2 separate regions of the Homo sapiens genome follow, and region 1 is linked to region 2. A link is a loop called in an ENCODE intact Hi-C map of the cell type or tissue named here. Cell type or tissue: PC-3. All regions are shown on one strand. Each heading gives the region's core, and the rest is flanking DNA. Links, peaks and the distances in the headings are about the cores only. Region 1 overlaps LOC124909489 (a long non-coding RNA gene). Region 2 overlaps LOC107986081 (a long non-coding RNA gene).

What was found. Hi-C counts contacts between places; a loop is a spot of excess contacts. Peaks named below come from ENCODE experiments on the same cell type or tissue, not always from the same donor. Only the 100,000 strongest peaks of a DNase experiment are listed, where the experiment ranks them.
Region 1: a loop joins it to region 2, with 2.1 times the contacts of the local background. A loop is called at or near these places in 6 of 110 quality-filtered maps.

Annotation. Positions count from the first base shown.
Region 1 is chr3:44,099,691-44,109,876 of GRCh38, forward strand. It overlaps LOC124909489 (a long non-coding RNA gene), which reads left to right. Exons shown (of 5, transcript XR_007096256.1): 3 at 4,367-4,437. Among named protein-coding and RNA genes, the nearest start is that of MIR138-1, 9.4 kb to the right of the region's middle. RefSeq lists an enhancer at 5,162-5,321. In PC-3, for the core only: no CTCF peak of the experiment used is centred there; a DNase peak (open chromatin) is centred at 5,431; H3K27ac peaks cover 1,461 bases.
Region 2 is chr3:43,867,375-43,877,560 of GRCh38, forward strand. The region is part of intron 1 of LOC107986081 (a long non-coding RNA gene); the gene reads right to left. Among named protein-coding and RNA genes, the nearest start is that of ABHD5, 180 kb to the left of the region's middle. In PC-3, for the core only: no CTCF peak of the experiment used is centred there; DNase peaks (open chromatin) are centred at 2,947, 4,047, 5,137 and 5,757; H3K27ac peaks cover 7,019 bases.

The DNA.
Region 1 (10,186 bases), core at 936-8,935, 230 kb after region 2:
TCACACTTTCCAGTCAGTTCCATCCTGATACAAACCCGAGGCTGCAAAACCCACAGGCTGAGCCTTGTTATCTCATTTCCCCACACATCACTGCCTTTGCAATTTTGCATTCTGAACTCCCAGTGTGGGGTAATTTTGAAGAGTAGGATAAAAACTGAAGCGCCAGCAGAATTCTATCACCCAGGGATTTAAATCCTCACCTTCCTCACAACTGGCATGTGCAATGTACTTATTTCTCTTATCCTGTTCTTAAGCTTGATTGGGAGGATTTGGTTTTCGCTTATTCTCTTACTGCCTGGAATAGGAGCTTTAACTGGAAATTGCTGACTAATTTTATGGTTGTGTAGGTAACAGGGAACACTTCTGTCTGGTAATCATTGTGAACAACATCTCTCTGTATTCAAAGTCTAGTGAGTTACATTGGTATTCCCTTCACAGTCGCAGTGACCAGCCCATTGACTCAGCTTTGGTGCTTACGTGTTTCTTGTTGGTTTGCTTTATGGAATCACTGCTTACCAAATTTTGTAGTGTCAAACCCAGCCTTTTTAGATGTTGAATCAAAGAAATTCTTGGGAGGTGTGGAAAAATTATCTTCCAGAAATGGAAGTCCCAAGAGCAAGGAGAATAAAACTAAGGTGTCTTGGGCTCCTCTGTTCTCCTATGTAGCCCATGCTCATTCCCTTTCCCCGACCTCATCTGCAGAAAAACCCTCTGAAGGGGTTGCTGTCCCTAGCTCACCCAAAGGAAACTGAGCTCACTAGCTTGCTCAAGAACCTGCATGGCTAGGGAGGCCAGAGCAAGGCAGACTGATGGGTCTGTCTGATCCAAAGTCCAGCTCTCTCACTGAAGCCTTATCTTTCGGAAAGCTTCCAACAGTAACTCAGGAATTGAGCTTACTTGCTTTAAAAAAAAAAAAAAAAAAAAAAAGAGAGAGAAAAAAAAGGTTGATAAAACAACCTTCTGGTTATACTTGTACACTGATGCTGAATCCTGTTTTAAATGTTTTAACCTTGCACATTCCCGTCAGTGATTCGTCTCAAAGCAAAAAACATGATTTCCGAGAACTGAGTCCACTTGGCAGAGGATCACTTTGCATTAAAGGAATCATACATTTTCTCATGTACATTTCAGAGGCCGTGTGAGTTTTCACCTTCCTGGATAACCAAGAATGTCCATTTTGCTGCCAGTTCCAAGCTTTTCAAAACTAAAGTTTTAAAGAGGTGCTTCTAAAACATGAATAAAATGGAATGGCATGAATCAGTCTCCCGTCTTCATCGGGGACATTTGGAAAAGCAGTGAAGAGTAGGCAACCTGCCTGCCTGTGAGGAAAGGAAGGGCCACACTCCCTGAAGACGCCTGGGGACAGGAGGACTATGGCTCAAGCACAAGCCAAATGCTCGTGACTGACCCAGAAGCCCATGACCACTCCCCGCCATCATGATCCAGAGGCACACTGTTGTCTCGGCATCTGGGGAATGAGCACCAGCCTCCTGGGCTTGTCATCACTATCACTGGGAGAATGGTGGAGGCAGGGGAAGCACATGAGTGAGGCCGAGTCTCCATTTCCTCACCCATTAATTGGGGGCAATGATGCCCACCTTTCAGGGTTGCTGCAAGGCTTGGGGAGGGGGTTTGTGGAGCACCAGGCATGGTCAGGCTTGGTGAAAGATGGCTACTGCAACAGAGGGGTTGCAGAAGATTCCAGCTAAGCCAGCTATCTCTAGCCCTCCTCAGCCAACCTGAACTCAGTTACTGCTGCTTTTTCATAGTCTGTCTTTGATAACAATTCAAGTCTTCTTGCATTTGGAGGGAGTATATAGGTGGGAGTTTAAGGTGCCAGGGAGGTGAATATTGAGTCTTCAGCCCCCTCCTGGAAAGACTAATTCAGAAAAGCAGCTTTGTCAGGCCAGAAAGCTGCAGGGTGTCTCCTCAGGTTCTTTCCTCTGGGACCTTCTCAGGATCAGAGGGATTCTTCAATTTCTAAATCAAAGTAAAATCTCTGGCAAAACACCAAATAGAGCAGAGTGTCTCTGTCAGCAAGTTTTGCTTCCTGAAGAACCGTTTTTGCAGGCAGAAACACCAGCGGTCACTAGAGGAGCAGGAGGGTTGCAGCCCAGGAGCCTTGCCTCAGCCTAGACCCTCCACCAAGTGGAAGGCAGGGGACTGTCTGCTTCCTAGGGCAGGAGGGGCATCCCTACAAAAGGATTGCAAAATTTTGCTAATTTATGTTGGTGAAAACCTGAAGAATGTGCATAGGAATGGATTATAAGGATGTTGGACCAAAGATGGAGTTGAGAGATCCTGAATTTTATATGTCAGCTGAGCAGCTGGAAGTGGCTCCAAGAGATAGAAAAAAGTTTGGTTGGTTAGCTGAAAGTGAGACTCAATGGTTCTACATTCCATGCGGTTTCCAAAACTTCCTTGGCATCATGTAAGAGGATAGAATCAAAGGCTTAGAAGGCTGGGATGTGGGAATCAAATTATAATGTGAGCCCTGCACACCCACATTCACACTCTGTCCCTGGAGCAGGCTCAGAGGATACTCCCTTCAGTAAGGCCTTGAGCGGCCTGTCAGTGACTTTTCACATCCCCATTGGCCTGGGAGATCACTGCGGTGGCTGAGCTCCATAAGCTGGACACATTGGTGGGGGTGCTGTCATTGAGATGGGCTCTCCGATTTCAGTGGAGGTGGTAAGATCACTTTGTGTCAGAGACCAGAGATAGGCACTTAACTGCCAGGGACAAAGTGGCACAGTTACCTAATGAGCATCAAAATGTTTTTCAATATTGCCATTCAGCTCTTCTACCAACATGAGTTGTGTGAGGTTTCCTCTCTCCATTATTTTTCTTTGCTTTTACTACAACTACCTAAACACCATATACGCTATCTTGGCTATGAATTAACTGATACCTCTATTTTGATCCTTTTAAATTTTTCTTCCACATCCTGGAGAAAACCTCTTCCAAGGACACAGTGGGTGCCACAAATACATTATCCTTTGGCATAATGGACCCTAAGGCCAGGGGCGTAATTTAGAATGAATGTGCCAAGCGTGTGCCACTCCTTCAGGACAGAGCTGGCGATGGGAACTCCCCATTTTGGTATCTGGGCTTATTTCTGTGGTATTAGAGGCACCTCTTGGTGAGCTGCCAATTACTGTAACTGTTGATTGAGCCCAAGGATTATCTTTTATTCCCTCTACCAGCCAAGGAGAATGTCATCCCATTTTACAGATGGAGAAACTGTCATCTAATCATTAGGTGTGTGTTGCTGAGCTTTCTCCTTCTCTCCCACGTACCCAGAGTGTCCCTGCAAGAGCCCCTTTCAGACCTCCTCAAGTGCAGTGTGCTCATCTTAACGCCCCTGCCAACTTAGTTTGAATCAATGTTGTGGAGGAGCTGACTTGCTCATCTTCACTTTGCTGGTCTGGACCCATCATAGGAGTCAAGAAAATAAAAAGCATTAGTTTCAAAGGAAAGCTAAAGATGTTTGCTAAATATGTATGGCCCCTACCAACCTGTAGTTTCATAAAGGTTAATTGGCTGCTTTAAGCTCCACTACCTCAGTTTCCCCCATCTGCAAGATGGGGACAAAACCTTGACCTATTCCCCATCTTTTCACATCCCATTTTATTGCCTCTCAAGGACAAGGAGAACTGAAGTGCAACCATATCGTCAGCTGAGAAGATGGGCTTTGCTAAAGATTTTCTCATTTCACCCGTCTCTTCAGCTTCACGTGAAAGTCCCCCTTCTCCTGCCCCCAGGTCTGTAGCTATTGCCTTAGCCCTCAGGAGTAGGGAACAAAGGAAGGACATCAGCTAAGTTGTGGGCTTGATGCTTGTCTAAAGAGTATCCCATCCCTTTTTTTTTCTTTCTAGTGATGTAGAATGGGAGGGAGAGGGGGGTAGGGAAGGATGGTGTCACAAACACACAGTCTGAGAGCACCGAGCCCTAAAACAGAAAAATCTTCATCCTCTCACCACCTATGCTTCAAAGATTCATAAAAGCATGTCACTAGAAGCATCGCGTGAAGTGAACTAAGAGGCACTTGAGGGTGCATGATAATGTTAGCTGTGCCTTGTCACTTTGTTAAAGAATGTGCAAGTGCAGGGAGAATCCAGCAGTGAGTGCCCAGGCAGGCAGAACTCTTCACCCACCACACCCTCCCCCCCAACCTCGACCACCCACCCCCACCCACAGTTTTTTAGCCCAGGGTTAAGACGGCAGGTCCATTATATAGTGGACCATCTTTCATGGTCCCTATGAAGTTCAACTGAGTCCCAAGTTTGCTTTTTCTGAGTCTGAAAAGGTTTGCCTTGAAGTTAAGGTGACAAGAGAGTGACTGATTCCTGAAAATTTCTTGCAGAATGAAGGATGAGGTTGGACTTCTCAGTTTCTGTCCAGAACAAGGATGGAGAGGCTCAGCAGCACCAACAGGTCAGTAGGTAGGTTTTTTCTGTGCCATATGATTGGGTTCTGAGTTGCTGTAGCCATGGCGTTGGGCCAGACACATGATGGTCTGCTTTTGAGGCTCAAGGGTATTGTTATTTCCATCTTAGCAATAAGAAAACAAGCCCAGAGTGAGCACTGGACAGCGTTACAAGGCTGTAGAACATAGCAAAGTCAGGGGAGTGGTCAGCTCTGGGGCATGGAGACATGACTCATGTCCCTGCCCCTCTCCACCCTCTCCCTGGGATTCACTTCCCATGGGGAAGGGGTCTTTGCTCTTGTCTGTGCTTCAGACACTGTCTCAGAATATGGTCTTTCAGTGTCAACATTAAAATTTAATACCTAGGGTTATGGAAGTGTTTTACTTTGAGCAAAGTCTCAGGGATATTTTTCTAAGCATTCCTCATTCAGTTATGTCAGTAAATAATTGCACAAATAATTTTTTAAAAAGTGTTACCAAGAAAGCTGCATGGACCCCTTGAATTCTGTCCCCTGCCTTGGTCTCTCCCACTTTCGTGTTCTTCCTGTTTGTGCATCTGAATAAGCCCCTTCCCCAGGCATGTGAGCACATCCATTTGCAGGAAAGCTGCCCCCTAACCCCAGGACTGGAGGCTTTTTTGAGGTGTGGTACAAAGAGCCAGAGTTCCAGAATTCACCAGCTCCAGCTCACCTGTGTCTCCCTCAGGGGCGAACAGAGGTGGATCCTTGAGCTGCTCCAATAATGACATTCTGGAAGATTCATGTCAACCTCTGTGCCTCAGCCTAGAGTTTGGGGAGAGGACCCCCCCATGAGGCGACTGCTCACAGCCCTTAGAAGTTGGTTAAGAACTATAGGGTGATTTGGATTTGTAAGTTGTCCTTCAATTTTGCTAGTGATTTCTCTAAATAATGGCCAGGAGATCTGACAGGTCTGGAGGTGAGACTGAAGTGAGTCATTGCCGGTGTCAGCATGTGTGTGCCAGTGTCTCCCAGCTCAGGCTGCAGAGTGTAAGAGAGGGTGACTCATTCGTTCTCAGAAGCCTGTTCTTGGTTACCTTTCCCTGAGTATTTTGTGGTGGTGTTGAGGTAACTCATTTTGTTCAGAAGCAGAACTTCCCCTTACTGCTACTCTAGGAAATCATGTTTCATTAAAGGGTTTTCTTCCTCCAAAACTCTATTAGCTGCTGCATTTTTTAAGAGAGAGTTTCTTGGGAGAACTACTGGAGAGAAGAGAATATAAACATATTGTTTTAGTCCTGTTCTTGCTTTGCTATAAAGAACTACATGAGACTGGGTAATTTATAAAGAAAAGAGAATTAAATGGCTCACGGTCCCACAGTCTGTATAGGAAGCATGGCTGGGGAGGCCTCAGGAAACTTACAATCATGGCAGAAGGGGAAGCAGCCTAGGAAATTTCACAGGGCTGCAAGGCCAGGAATTGTGGGGAGGAAGCAGGACTTTCAAAAAGAAAAATTAGGTCTCTGCTGCTAACCAGAAATGCCCAGCCAGGCCTTTGAGGTCTCAATGCCAGTCAAGTTTTCCAACAAATATACTTTCCAAATATACATTTTGTCTGACAAGAAAGCATTTTGAGTTCCGGCAACAGAAATGCAAGAGCTGAGGCAAAAGAGGTGGGCATGCAAGAGGAAGTGAGAACGGCTTACCTGCTCCTGTGGGCAGAGCCCAAGGGCCCCCTCTGTCTGGGCGGGCAGTCTCAGGCTTGCCAGGATGGTTTGTCCCCAGGGTCCTGGGCAGGCAGCAGGATAAGCGAGGTCAGTAACCCCATGAGTACTGACCACAAGGTCAGGGCATTTGAGAGAAAATGGAGACAGGATTGTCTCGTTCACTTATTAGTAGGCATTTGTCATATACCAGGTAAGGAAATAATCCTCCCATTGTCAATATATCTTAATCCTCGTGTTGTCTATATGTCTTTCAAGGCTTGCAGGGGAGGGAAATGCTTTGTCAGAAGAAATCCCTTTTCGGAGATAAATGCAGATGCACCTCCTTTTACATAATGGGCATGGCCCTTAAAATGAAGTGTGTCTCACACATGATATTCGGGGCAGCAAGGAAACTTGCCTTTTCACACAGTCCTCCTAGAGCTTTTGAGGACGTCACTCCTTAGGTGGGTTTTGTGTAAATTGAGTTTCCGTAAAGGTTTTTCTGCAATTTGGTTTCCAAAATAGCAACAAATACTATTCAGTAAAGGCAAGGAGGTGACAATCCTTAGTGCCTCAAGTCCTAGCCATCTCTGATGATCAATACTCATGGGATCTTCACTTCCTTGTTATTACTGCCTTCCCAACTGCCCTCTACCAGCCTGGTAACTGAGATGACCACAATTTTTTAAAAAAGAAAAAAATCCAACCACCTTAAAGCATTTAAAATTCAAATAAGAATTAGAAAAGCAGAGTTCTGAGAACAAGGTCAAAAGAAGGTCTCTTTCAGTTGTATGCAAGTGTCACAGTTAAATCCTTGTGAATAGAAGAATCCAGGAACTTCCATCCCTCAGACAGGTTGAGAGAGTATGGAGCATAACTCTACAACCACCCAAAATATAGGATTTAGACAACTTCAATTTGGCCAAAAAAAAAAACGCAACTAACTAAGGCATGAAATTCACACTGTGGAAAAGAAGAAATCATAAATTCCCTCCCTGATGCTAAGTCGCGTTCAGGCAAAAGCAAATTTTCTGGCAGTGAATCAACCATTAAAAAAAGCTGCTTGCAGCACAGGGCACAGAGCAGACTTCTCAAACACTGGTGCTTATTATTCTGCTTCCAGCCTTTATTTCTCCTACCCCTCCCCTCTGAAAGCCGCGCTCAAATACAGCAATCCATCCACAGAAGAGCTACGCCTTTCCAAGATTAATTACAAGCAGGGGCCACGTGTCTGGGCTGGATGTGTGATTGATCCTGCAGGAGGAAATGCAGTGGGAAGCTAATGAGAAGCTAATGCTTGCTGCCTTTTATCCAGTAAGCAAAGTTCAAAGATGTTTACATTCTGCTAGTTAAGCAAGACCTAAGATGAATGGACTGTCTTCTCAGCATGAATTCTCGCCAAGGCAACACATGTATGTGTCTCAGAGGACCTCACCTGGGCCACAGAGGCCAGAGGGTCAGAACTCCTAATTTTGCAAATAGCTTGATTCCATCATGTTTTAATTAGCAAACTGATTATATTCAAGAGATTGGTGAATGAAAAGTAGATTAAGATCAGTGCAGCAGAATTGGGATATATAGGGTTAGAATTGGGATGTATAGACCAGTGGGAGGTATGGAGACTAGATAGGGGTCCTTGCAGCTAATTCTATAATTGGCAGGCGAGAGAGTACTCTTAGCACACCCGATGAAATGTGCTAAGATGCTGGAATTTCCTAATTTTTACAGAAAAGAAGTCTTGTTTTTTGCTACATCCTCCCCCGGGAGAAAAATTAAAAACTGAGTATGGGATTCATCAAAACAATAAAAGGAGGAGGAAAATATTCCATGTGGCATAGCTATACCTTGGAAAAAATAAATGACAAAGAGAGTTGGTAATTCAGGAGGTCCACCCTCGACTCTGATGCCTAGCAGCTGAAATGGCATCACACCAAAGATGTGTTGTGTAGCCCTGTAGCCTGGAAAGCTCCTGGTCTCTATGGCCACTTGCTAGCTATGACTTTGGGTAAGCTAATTGTCATTTCAAAGTTTCCATTTCCTTAAGTGAGAAATTGGTAAAACAGTACTATTTCAATTAAAGAAGATAATGGTCCGGGTGCTGTAGCTCACACCTGTAATCCCAGCACTTTGGGAGGCCGAGGTGGGTGGATCACAAGGTCAGGAGATCGAGACCATCCTGGCTAACATGGTGAAACCCCATCTCTACTAAAAATACAAAACATTAGCTGGATGTGGTGGTGGGCGCCTGTAGTCCCAGCTACTCTGGAGGCTGAGGCAGGAGAATGGCATGAACCCAGGAGGTGGAGCTTGCAGTGAACCGAGATCGCGCCACTGCACTCCAGCCTGGGCGACAGAGCAAGACTCCATCTCAAAAAAAAAAAAAAAAAGAAGATAATGAATGTGAAGCATCCAGGCTGGTAACAGAAACATAGTACATGCTCAACTCATGATAAGGCTATTTGTTAGACGTTCCAGTAGCACCTGGGAAAAGCAGGAGGGAAAGGGCAGTGTTCAGTGGCTGGGTTGGCAAGGGAAGCATACTGCTCTTTTGTGTAGCAAAATACTTTTCACACAGAGGGCAAAAATCCTGTCCTGACACCTCTGACACCAAATAGGTTTAATGTCCTCCCCTCACAGTTACCATAATGATGTCTAGGCACTCACATCAGGATGCATATTCAGCTCTGTCCAAACATGGGACTTTCAAATCTATACATGCACACCATCATCTAAAAACCACTCATAGGTCTTAGCAAGAATTAGTCTAGACTAACACAAAAAGGACTGTATGGAGCTGAAGGCTATTTGGAGCAAGAAATCAGCCAGGGTGAACTGTGGTTTAACAGCAGTGAGCACCGCCTCATCTCTAGAGTCTGTGTTGGAAACCAGGCCCCATGCTGGCAGCTTTCCCTCCCCAGTCCCACATAACTCTCACAACATCTACATGAAGGCTGTGAGGAGATGAGGAAGCAGATGGATGGAGAATTGGAGAGGGAAGCCCAGGTGCTTTGCAGGGGCTCCATAACCATAATGGCCATTATTTATGGGGCACTTATGGTGTTCCCAGCGGCATGCCATGCACCTCACGTGTACTTTTTTATTTAATCCTCAAAATAACCCTGCTGTGTAAAACCAAGTCTCACCATTGCTAATGTGGGGATTGTAAGAGTCTCACAGGTCAAGCAACTTGCCCAAAGTCACACAGCAGCAGGCCTAGGACTCAGGCCCCGGGGAACCTAATCACAGTCCCAGCGCTTATACCCCCAGAATGCTTCCTCACATCCACCAAAGGCTACCAAGGTAACATAGAGACCAGCGGGAGGCATGAAGACTAGATAGGCATCCTTGCAGCCAGATTTCTGTAATTCGCAGGCAAGAGAGTACAGTTAATATCTGAAGACCCTAAAAGATATGCCCTGTGGAATTTTACCATGCGCTCTGCCTATGTACTATGCAAATGGCAGTGAGTTTTGACAAATTTCCCAGTCTATGCTAATATCAGCTTACATTTACCCACTGCCTGCTATATGTGTACCAGCACTGTTCTGAGTGATTGACATGTATTAACGCAGAATCCTTACAGCAATCCTGTGTGGCCGGTGCTATGGTTATGCCTATTTTACAGATAAGCAAAATGAGGCCAGAGAGGTAAAGCAACATGCTTAGTGTCACAGAGGTAGAAGCGGTCCAGCTGGGATTTGAACCTGAGCAAATGTGGCTACAAGGCCCACCCAGGCTCTTACCTGCACGGGGACATGAACTAGAAGAGCAGCACACTGTGGGGCCTGGAGATTCGGCTCCTCCATGTGTCAGGTGAATACCTGACACTGGTGACTGCAGGAAGGGATGTGCCTCATCTAACAATTCATGTGAATGATTCCACCAAGCCTTAAAGAGGACAGCACCAAAGACAAGTGACAGGTATGCTTTCCATTCAACCATCCTCAAGCCCTTCATGTCCTTTATGGTAACTGTGAGGGTAGAACGTTAAACCTATTTGGTGTCAGGACAGGACAGGATTTTCCAGCCATGGAAAAGAGATGTTTAGCTGATCTTCCTGTTTTAACCCTTTTCACTTAGCGTATTCAGCTGAC
Region 2 (10,186 bases), core at 1,027-9,026:
TCTGTCTTCAGCACTATTCCCAATGGGTCTCTCTCCAACCAAGAGGCTTTCATCTCCATTCCCACTGCTGTCCACAATGGGCGGGCGGGCGGGCAGGGGCAGTGGGGGTGTCACAGAATCAAATTCCCTAGTGCCACCAGCTGCGGAGAAGCAAGGGTGGGGGGGTGACTGGTCAGACTGGTGGGTGTTTCATACCAAGCCCTGCTGTGCCCACTGAGTTGGCCACAGCCCCATGTGTTTGCCATGGCCCAGCTCCTCATCTGGCTGACGAGATGAACTCTTCCCATCGGCCTGATGAGAAGACTCAGGGCTCAGTGTCTGGGTGCTGGCCTCAGGCCTCAGCAGCATTTTCTTTTCCCAGGTGTGGCCATTTTCCTACCAGGATGAGCCACACAGCTCAGTAGCAGGGCTAAGTCTCACCGTGCTGTGGAGCCCAGCTCACAGAGCCAAATCCATTTGCAAAGGAGGGGCTGTCAGAGCTGCTGTTTGTCTTCTCAAGGCTGTGCAGCATCCTGCCTTAGAGTCTCGGCAGCCTTCCAGGGGAGTTTTGCTTTTAACTGTATTATAGTGGTTGGGCAACTTGGGAAATCTGAATTCCATTGACACATTTACAATCCTCTTGCCTCTCAGATCATGAAGAAACTCCATCTCATAGACACAAAGTCTTTCAGAGCTCTGGGCCTCTTAAAGGATAAAAACACTGTCTTATTGGATGGGAAAGTAGAGAATTTCTGGGCAAAATGGCACCCAACAGTGAAGATTTGGGTTCCTTTTCCTCTTGGCTTTTCACTGAGAGAGCAACTCTCTGGAGTAGACAGTCTCTTGCAACTGATCTTTGTTTACTTCAGTCACCACCATCAGAGTGATTTTGTCCACAGAGCCCATGAGCTTTTTAAGGGCTACAAAAGTGTCCCAAGGGCTAGGGAAAAACATGTTGGCAAAACAGTGCTAAAATAAAACTTTATTCGAAATTAATATATTGATAATTAAACAGCTACAAAATTTAACATTTTGTTAGCTAGTCAACTGCAATTCAACTCATGTCCTATTTTCACATGTAAATTCTGTTTGCATAAAGGGTGGGCATGTTGTATATCATGTGAGATGAATCCCTGAAAAGTCAGGAGGCTGTATTAGTCAATGTCCATTGAGGAAAACAGAATGGTCCAGGCCAAGTAGTTGAGATGAGGGGGATTTAATATGGGAAGGGCAAAGGGTCAGAAGAGTTAGCTGCAAAAGAAACAGGAGAAGGAGAGGCAACCGAGAGTTTAGCTACAACTAGAAGCCACCATCACCCCTTGGGCTGGAAGGGTCAAAGGAGGAGGGGATACTCCCAAACTTGGGTTCTAGGGGCCACTAGATAGGACTTGGAAGGAGAGGATACAGTGGGAGGCCTGTTGACAGAAGGAGCTGGACCCATGGAGAACATTCAGCCATTGCCAGAAACACTACCTGGAGCAGGGATAGTGGGGAGAAGTACCCTGGCTCCTCCCTGTCTCTCCTCTCCCAATCTCTCCCCAGAGCCTTTTGATAGCCACACCTATCTGCAAGCCAGTGAGCAAGAACTCCAGGACACTCATTCGCAGGGCTCACCCCTCTACGATGCAGAGAAGAATGGGAAACAGGACACGGCAGGGATATGAGAGCAAACCAGCAAGTGGCCCTACCCGTAGCTTAGGAGGGACATTGACAAGCAGAAGTGTGCTTGTAAGAGAGTGACAAAGGTTGTGAGGGACTCAGGTGCCAATCTTATGAAGAAGAGGCAGGAATCATGAATTGTTGGCTGAACACAGACTTTCAAAGTTCAACCTAGGGAAGACTTCCTTTCAGAGTGTCCAGAGAAGAAGAGGTCTGCCTTAGGAGGCAGGGAGGGATGAAGGCTAGGAAGGGGAGCCGGGTCAGATGATTTCACAGACCCATTCATTCCCTGAGAGTGTGATCCTGCACTCCACCACCATGATGCTGAGAGCCGGTCCATGTGGCACTGGCTAGACTAGAATGATAATACATATATTGATGAGAGGTTTGCTGCAAAAATGACCCATAACAAACAGCCCTGATAGCTCAGTAGCTTACAGCAACCACTGATTTTGTACCCACCATGTGCTGGTTGGCTGTGCTTTGGCTGGTCTTGGCTGGACTCAGCCAAGTTTAGATGAGAGGGGCTCACTCAGGGCATCAGGTTGGGACCAAGACTGTCCCACAGGTAGAGTGAGCTGTCCCAGCTTTCTGCTGGGGCTCAAGCTGGCTTCAGGAATGTGCTTTTCTTGTGGCAGAGAGTGGAAATGCCAAGAGGACTGGCAGGAACGTGCTATCTGCCTAGGGCCTCAGCTCAGAATGACACACTCTAACTTCCATCCTCTTTCCATTGGCCAAAGCAAGCCATATGGCCAAAGCCAAAGTTAAGGGTAGAGGATCTGCCCACGGGAAAGTCATATCAAGGGATAGGAGGGTAGCAACGATTTCAGACAAGTAATACAATCTACCATGGATAAAAAGAATATTTTAATAGTAATGGGGCAGTATAGCAGAGTGGTTAAAGGGTTTGAGCAAACTGGCAAGGGTTTGAGCTCCACCTCTGCTACTTCTGGACAAAATGGCCTTGGGCAAACTCTCTGGGCCTCCTTTTCCTCATCCAGAAAATGGGAAGCCTAGTATGCAGACCTTCCAGTGTGGCTGTGAGGGAGCGCTGGGCTGACAGATATGAAATGCTGAGCTGGGTGTCTGGCATCTAAGAAGAGCCTAATAGATGCTGGCTGGTACGTTGTTAGGAAGAATCTATTGAAAATTGTGCCTTCTGGAGACAAGGCATGCAGCAAAGGTGAGGGGAGAAACATTTCAGGGAAATAATTTGAAAATCTCTGCATGGTAGGCTTATGAAAAAAGGAAATACCTCAGTAACTGAGTCATCCCCTGAGCTCTGGGAACAGAAAGCCTGCAGGCTGGCACTGTTCTCCACTGCAGAGTTGACAGCTTGTTGGAGGAGGAGTGGCACAAGGTGGGGAGGGGGGCAGATTTCCTCTCCTGACGACTTGCTCTGGTTCACCCACAGCCCCATGCACATAAAGGTCCAGTTTCTGGAAGCAGCCTTAGAAATTCTGTGGAATTTCTGGGTCCCAGGAACTGCCACTTTGCAATTTGAGAATTTAAATATATGTAGATGCTTAGTCTTTTCTTTTACAGAAAGATACAAATTCCTCCAAAAATACATCGTCCTCAATCATTTTTTATTCTTGTGCCTACCCAAATCAAGCCCTAAGCTGTTGAAAGAAAGAAAGTAAATAATAGGGAAAGAGACAAGCAAAAACCAAATCGAAGTTTCAAAAACCAGGTGAAAATCCCACCAGTTATGAGATGGCCTTGATTGGGGGCCAGGAGGGCAGGCGTGGGTTTCCCGGGTCTCTATGTGACACAGTGGTTAGAACATGTCTTTTGGAGTCAAATTGCCTCAGTTCAAACCCCATCTCTGCTGGCCCCCAGATATGAAACTGGGTAAACAAGCCCTTATGAATCAGAATCCTCATCAGTTAAAATCAGACGATGTTAGCTTCTTTCTCACAGGTAATTGCAAAGTTTGCAGGAGATACTAGTGGCTCTTGAAGCACTTGCTATGTGGTGGCCACATGCATTGCTTTTCTTTGTGAAGGATCAACACAGTTGATAAGCACTCTATTAGCCAAGGTCAAGAATTTTATTTCCACATGGCAAACAGAGTGTTTGCTTTGAGAAGAGATCAGGAGGGATGAGGAGGCATGCTGAACAAAATACAACTGCTGGCCAAATTCAGCCCATGGAACCAGTCTGCTGGTTCTCAGCTTTGGAGGCTCAGCAATTAGATTTGTTAATATAACTGTCTTAGTTTGAGTTCCCCAAAGCCAACCCTGAGATGAGGATTCATCTGGAAGCAATTCATTTGAAAAAGATTTATTAGCAATTGTTCCCTGGAAAAACGGGTAGGCAAGTGGGAAAGTAGGACCAAGAAGCAGGAGTGTGACATCCTGCCTGGAGGGTAACTTTGGCTGTTTCCCCCAGGTGAGCTCTGGAGATAGGGCAGGTGACACCTCAGAGTGTCTGGGGGTGGGGGAAGCTGGGGATTGATCAGTCATTAGTCACAGGTAGCCCCAGGAAGAGGCACATCCCAGGCATTTCCAGCTCTCCATGCACACAGGCAAAGTGGGTTTCAGCAGCCTGAGAGCTGTCCTCAGATGCTGGCTGTTAAGGAGAAAGCACAAGAGGTGTCTATGGGCACAAAAATGGTGAAGGGGATCCAAGGAGCTTGGGCAGAGCAAAGCAGCAACTGGTACAACACCCAAAGGTGATAGGTGCCGGGACTGACTTGCAGGAAGCAAACTCCCAAGAGATGGCCACGTTTCCAGGGAGAGACAGAACTAGCCAGCACTTCTGGTTCTCATGTCCAAGGATCCTCAGCCCATGTTCTCCAGGGAAGAAAACCTCTGTTATAAACGGGGATTACAGGGTAATGAGGCACTCACCACCAGAAGCTTGGTTGGATTTCATAATGGCTGAGTCCTGGAGCTTCAGCAGTGATAAGAGAAGGACAGGACTGTTTGTGGGTCAGGACTCCATGTTGCCCTGCCAGAGCTGGAGGCAACAGCATCACGGGCAGCCTTGTGGTGCAATAAGAGACATGCTGCCCTTGGAAGTCAGGTGGAGCCACGTTCCAACCCCGTCTCTTTCATGTTTGAGCTGCGTAACCTTGGGCCTCTCTAAGCCTCATCATCTAAGATCTGCCTGGAATGCCTGCCACCCCAGCCCTTGTAGGGTCGATTCAGAATCAGTGTCTTATACCTCCTCCTTAAAGAGCCACGGGATTCCTGCTCTATGTGAGGGAGCTGTTGCTCAGAAAAGAGTACATGACAATTATCATTGCCTGTGTCTTCCCCTTGGCTAGCCTCCCTGTATTTCGTTGCTCCTCTTTCCCTTTCTTTTTGAGAAAAGGGAGTTTGTCTCAAACTCCCTGAAGCCTGCCCCCTGTTTCTCCCCACCTGGGCTGCTGCCCCCTCTTTTTGTCCTTCCCTCTCATGTAGTCACCACCCTCTGTCTTCATTCCCCCAAGCACTGCTAACAGGATGCTGTTGTGTGTCATGGAATCTGATTGAGGCTGGGGAGTAATGAAGGGGGGTATGACAGAGCCCAGAACAGGAAGCAGCTTTCTCTGCAGTCCTGGAGATGACTGTACTGGAAGGCTGCCGGGCTCTCCCCACCCCTGGGGAGCATCTACTCATCCTTCTTATCCCCAGGCCTCCCCTCCCTCAATGCTGATGGACCCCTCTTGCATGACGGCCCTCTCTCAAGCACACGCTCCCCAAACCTCTCCCAATGCTGGCTGACCAAGGACAGGTCTCAGTGCCTGTGGCCCCATCAGGTGGCCAGCATGGCTCTTCATGGTCTTTACCCCCTTTCCCTCTGGTCTAGACACAGGAACCTCATTTTTCTCTACCATAAACAAACAAGAGGAAAGAAAAACAGAAGGCTTCCCCATTTTTTTTTTTTTTTTTTTTTTTTTTTACAAAAATGCAGCCAAGCCTAAGAGGCTAACAGGGACTTTGTATTTTTCCAAGACGTCTGGATCAAACGGCAGCTTGGTTTTCACAAGACCATCCCTTCCAGACGCTTATTGTTGCTCCCAACCCCACAAGCCTCTCGTTCCCTCTTCTCTTGTTCCCCCTGTGTTCCCCGCCCCCAACACACACTGCCTCTAGCTCTTGAATTCCTCCAATCACAGCAAGTCTGGGCTGCAGCCCTCCTGCCTCTTTAAGGTGACTTGGCATTTCTCTGTGTGGATCCATTTTTGCATGCTTTATGGTTTAACTGGCAGAGGGATGTCTTATTTCCTGATCTCCGAGCTGTCTCAGGCAGTCTCTGCCAACACCCCATGGCACACCATGGGTGCCCTCAGACCTTGTCCACAGCAATCAGCACCTACGCCCTCTCCCACTGCCTGGCTGCTTTCAGATGTCACCCTTAGGTTTTACCCCATCCCATCACCTGCAAGGCTCTGGAATTCTTTGAAATATTTTAAAACATTTTTATTACAATGAGAATGCATGTTTATTACAGAAGAAAAATTGAAAATGTGGGTAAGCAAATACAAATGTCAGTCTTAATCTACCGTGTAGAAATAGTATCTTTTAAGATTTTGATAAACATTCTCCCAGATTTTATTTTCTATGAGTATGCATGCATATCAGTCAAGACTCTCTTGGTTACAGGTGACAGAAAAAACTCAGATGCCTCAGTACAGGCTGAATTGCACCTTCCCACCTCCCCTCTAATTCATATGTTGAAGTCCTAACTCCCAGTGCCTCAGAATGTGACTATATCTGGAGATGGGGGTCAGTAAAGAGGTAACTAAACTCAAATGAGGTCATCAGGGCGGGCCCTAATCCAGTGTGACTGGTGTCCTTATAAGAAGAGACTAGGACATAGATTTAGACAGAGCGAAGATTATGCGAAGAAAGAAGGAAAAGGCGGCTGTCTCCAAGACAAAGAGAGAGGCCTCACGGGACGCCAACCCTGCTGACACCTTGAGCTTGGACTTCCAGCCTCCAGAACTGTGAGACAGTAAATTTCTGTTGTTTAAGCCCCCTAGTCTGTGGTACTTTGTCATGGCAGACCTAGCATGCTAATATACCCCTCAAACTAGCCACAGCCCAAAGGGGAATTTGTTTGATGGATCATACACTGCAGGAACAACTGAGGTGCAGCTGGGCCACGTGAAACAACTGGAATCAGGGATTTGAAAGCCACTAGGAGCTCACCTCTATCTTCCATCTCTGCTTCTCTGACTTTGTCCTCCCAGAACCAGCTTCCTGTACATGGCAGGGAATGGCTCCCCCATTTGCAACTTAAAGCTTCATCACCTAGGAGGGACTGGCCTTTTGTCCCACTGCTAGTTTACAAAATCCTAAAGAAGGATTTTGATTGGCTGGCCTACGTCATTGCCCAGCCCAAGACCAATAATAGACACAGCAGCTAATTTGTTCAGCAACTACTCTGTGCAAAGCACTCCATTCATTCTACTAAATAATTTGCTAAACATGTGGGGTTATTATCATTATGATTACACCTTTACAGATGAGGAAGCTGAGTCATGAAGTAGTCAGGGAACTTGTCCCAGGGCACACAGGGTGTGAGCAATGTCCCTGAGTCCAATGTGGGGTGGCCAATGAGTGCAGCTAGCAGGTCCTGTTTTTTGTTTTTTGTTTTGTTTGTTTGTTGTTGTTTTTTGTTTATTTATTTATTTATTTATTTTGAGACAGGGTCTCCTTCTGTCTCATCCAGGCTGGAGAGCAGTGGTGCAATCATGGTTCAACCTCCCAGGCTCAAGTGATCCTCCCACCTCAGTGTCCTGAGTAGCTGGGACTATAGGCGCATGCCACCACACCTGCTAATTTTTTGTATTTTTAGTAGAGATGGAGTTCACCACATTGCCCAGACTGGTCTTGAACTTCTGGGCTCAAGGGATCCTCCCACCTTGGCCTGCCCAGCCTAGCAAGTCCTTTCTAAACCAATGAGTCAGTGCCAGTCTCCCATAGTCCCTGTAAATCTTGCCACACCCTTCAAGTATCATCCACTATGCAGCCACCTTGCTGGACAAAGGGTGCCCTCTGAGATCCTGAGAAAAGGCCACAATGACTTCTGGCTGGCAACTCCATCATGCCTTTTATTCAAAGGCTGCAGTGGCTAATACAAAGAGAGGCCAGCAGGGTAGTAAACAATCCCTAAATTGAGAGCCTGGGAACTCAGAGAGCCTGACCAGCATCTTGCCCTAAGCAGTCCTGCCCTGTGCTCCAACCTAATGGGATCTCTGAATTCTCCTTGGGCTTTCCAGGCAGCAGAGGAACTTGGCAGGCAGTCTGTAGGGTGAGTGATTCTTTTGTTTTCTACCTCTGCTTTCTCCTCTCCTTCTTTCTCCTATAACTTGTGGACTGAGACACATGCTTGAAGGCAGGTGTCCACTTTCATCCAGCCCAAGAGGCAGGCACTCCCAGGGCCCCTCAGCCCACCCTACCAGGGATGGCACTTCCTCTTAGGCCACCCAGGCTTTCTCCTTGGGCTGGCTGGAGCAGGGATCATGGCCAGAACCTTGGGAAACTGCGCAGCGACCCAGCATCTCAGGGATTCACTGGGCCTTTTCATGGAGATCACTCCACCCAGGATGCTACCTGTGTGAAGACTTGCTATATTCATATTTTTTTTTTACAACACTTAGTTTTAGAAGAAGAAACAAGGCCCAATGAAGTTTAAGAGCTATTCAAGGTTGTACAGAATGGTAGGGCCATCTTTCCAGCATGTCCATGCTGCTTTCTGGTCCTGCTAGTTGAACTCTATCCCCATGGACACCATTCAGATCACGTTGCTTGAGGAGCCAGGTGGGGACTGTGTTGGGGCAAGAGAGGCATCATCTGGAGTGAAAAATGGAAGGGGACACCAAGAAACTCAGTAGTCAAGATAAATAACATTTTTGTGCAATAGTTTTAAAAAAACATATTGGCCAACTGTGGCCCACGGGCGGGCTGTCTGTTTCTATAAATGCAGTTTTATCAGGGCACCGTGGGCTCATCCAACCTGTAGCACTTTGCTGCTATAACAATAGAGCCTGCCAAAGACAGAGTGAGCTTCCCTGAGGCATCTCTTACTTTGGTGCTGAATTAGTCAGGGTTCTCCAGAGAAACAGAACCAACAGGATGTGTGTATATATATATATAGAGAGAGATTTATTTTAAGGAATTGGCTCGTGTGATAGTGGAGGATTGGCAAGTCCAAAATCTGCAGGGTAGGCCAGCAGGCTGGAGACCCAGGGAAGAGTTGCAGTTCAAGTCCAAAGGTGGTCTGCTGGCAGAATTCCCCTTCTGATGGGAGGCTAGTCTTTTTCTATTAAGGTCTTCAACTGATTGGATGAGGCCCACTCACATTATGGAGGGTAACCTGCTTCATTCAAAGTCTACTGATTTAAATGTTAATCTCTTCTAAAAAAAATACCTTCACAGAACATATCGAATAACAAATACAGTTTAACAAAATATCTGGGTACTGTGGTCTTACCAAATAGGCACCTTCTATTATTATTGAATTTCGGATTGCCATCTTATTTTCTATATGCATACATTATTTTTCTTTACAGCAAGAGAAGAAAGCCTTGCATTTGGAAAGAAGAGACTGTATTTTACATGTCTTCCCATGCGCTTGCATTTTCTAGCGTATTACTTAGCACAAAACAGACACTAAATGTTTGTTGTTTGATGGGAAACTATTAATTTGGCTACTTTTTTTGGCTTCTGATTAATTTATTTATTCGATCAGAAACTTGTGAGGAAACTTTGGTTACTTTTCAAAATCCAAGCACAAAATAGTTGAGGTATGAATATCAGAAAAACAGTCCTTTCAAGAATATCTTCTCTTGTTCTTCCAATTGTGCCTTAAAAATCAGCCTCCAGCACTTGACCTTTGAGAGAGCTCTGTGTGAGAGGAATCAAAGCCCTGTCAGTCTTTCTCTGTGGAATGCGGGAACTATTCCTTTTGCAATTTCTTCCCTCTAAAACTTAATCCTAATAATAATGAAAGTGATTTATCAGATTAAGACACAAATTAATCCTGTCAGAACAACTTGATGTTATCATGTTTAATTTCAAATTTAATTATTTTGGTATTTAATTACAAAACAGTTACTTTATTGTAATTATGTATCATTTTAAAGTAGAAAGAGGCCAAAAAATCCCTGATAATGGGCTACCCTGAGGTATAGCCATTTTTCGTTTATCTCCGACATGTATCAGCCCTGTTTCTTGATTTTCCTGTAGCTTAAGCTTCTCTTCGATGTATTCTTTAATTTCTCACTTCCTATTTGTTTTTGGTCTCTTCTTTACTCTCCTAGAACCAATATCCAAAGCACATTTTCACCGCTTACACTGATTTCTACTACTAGGCTTGAAAGGTTTGAAAATATCACCTTAAACAGCATCACTCTACCTGCTTCCACCTTCTGAGAGCAAGGAGCTTGTGTGTGGTACTTTAAGTCGGGAGTTGCAAACTTCAGTGTTTTGAGTGTCATCCTGTCAGTAGGCATCCTATGCTAGCATGGGCCAGGACAGCAGTCAGCACAGGTGCCGGCCACAGCTTTGCACCACAGCCACTGGGTTTGCTAACTTTACCCCTTTGGGAA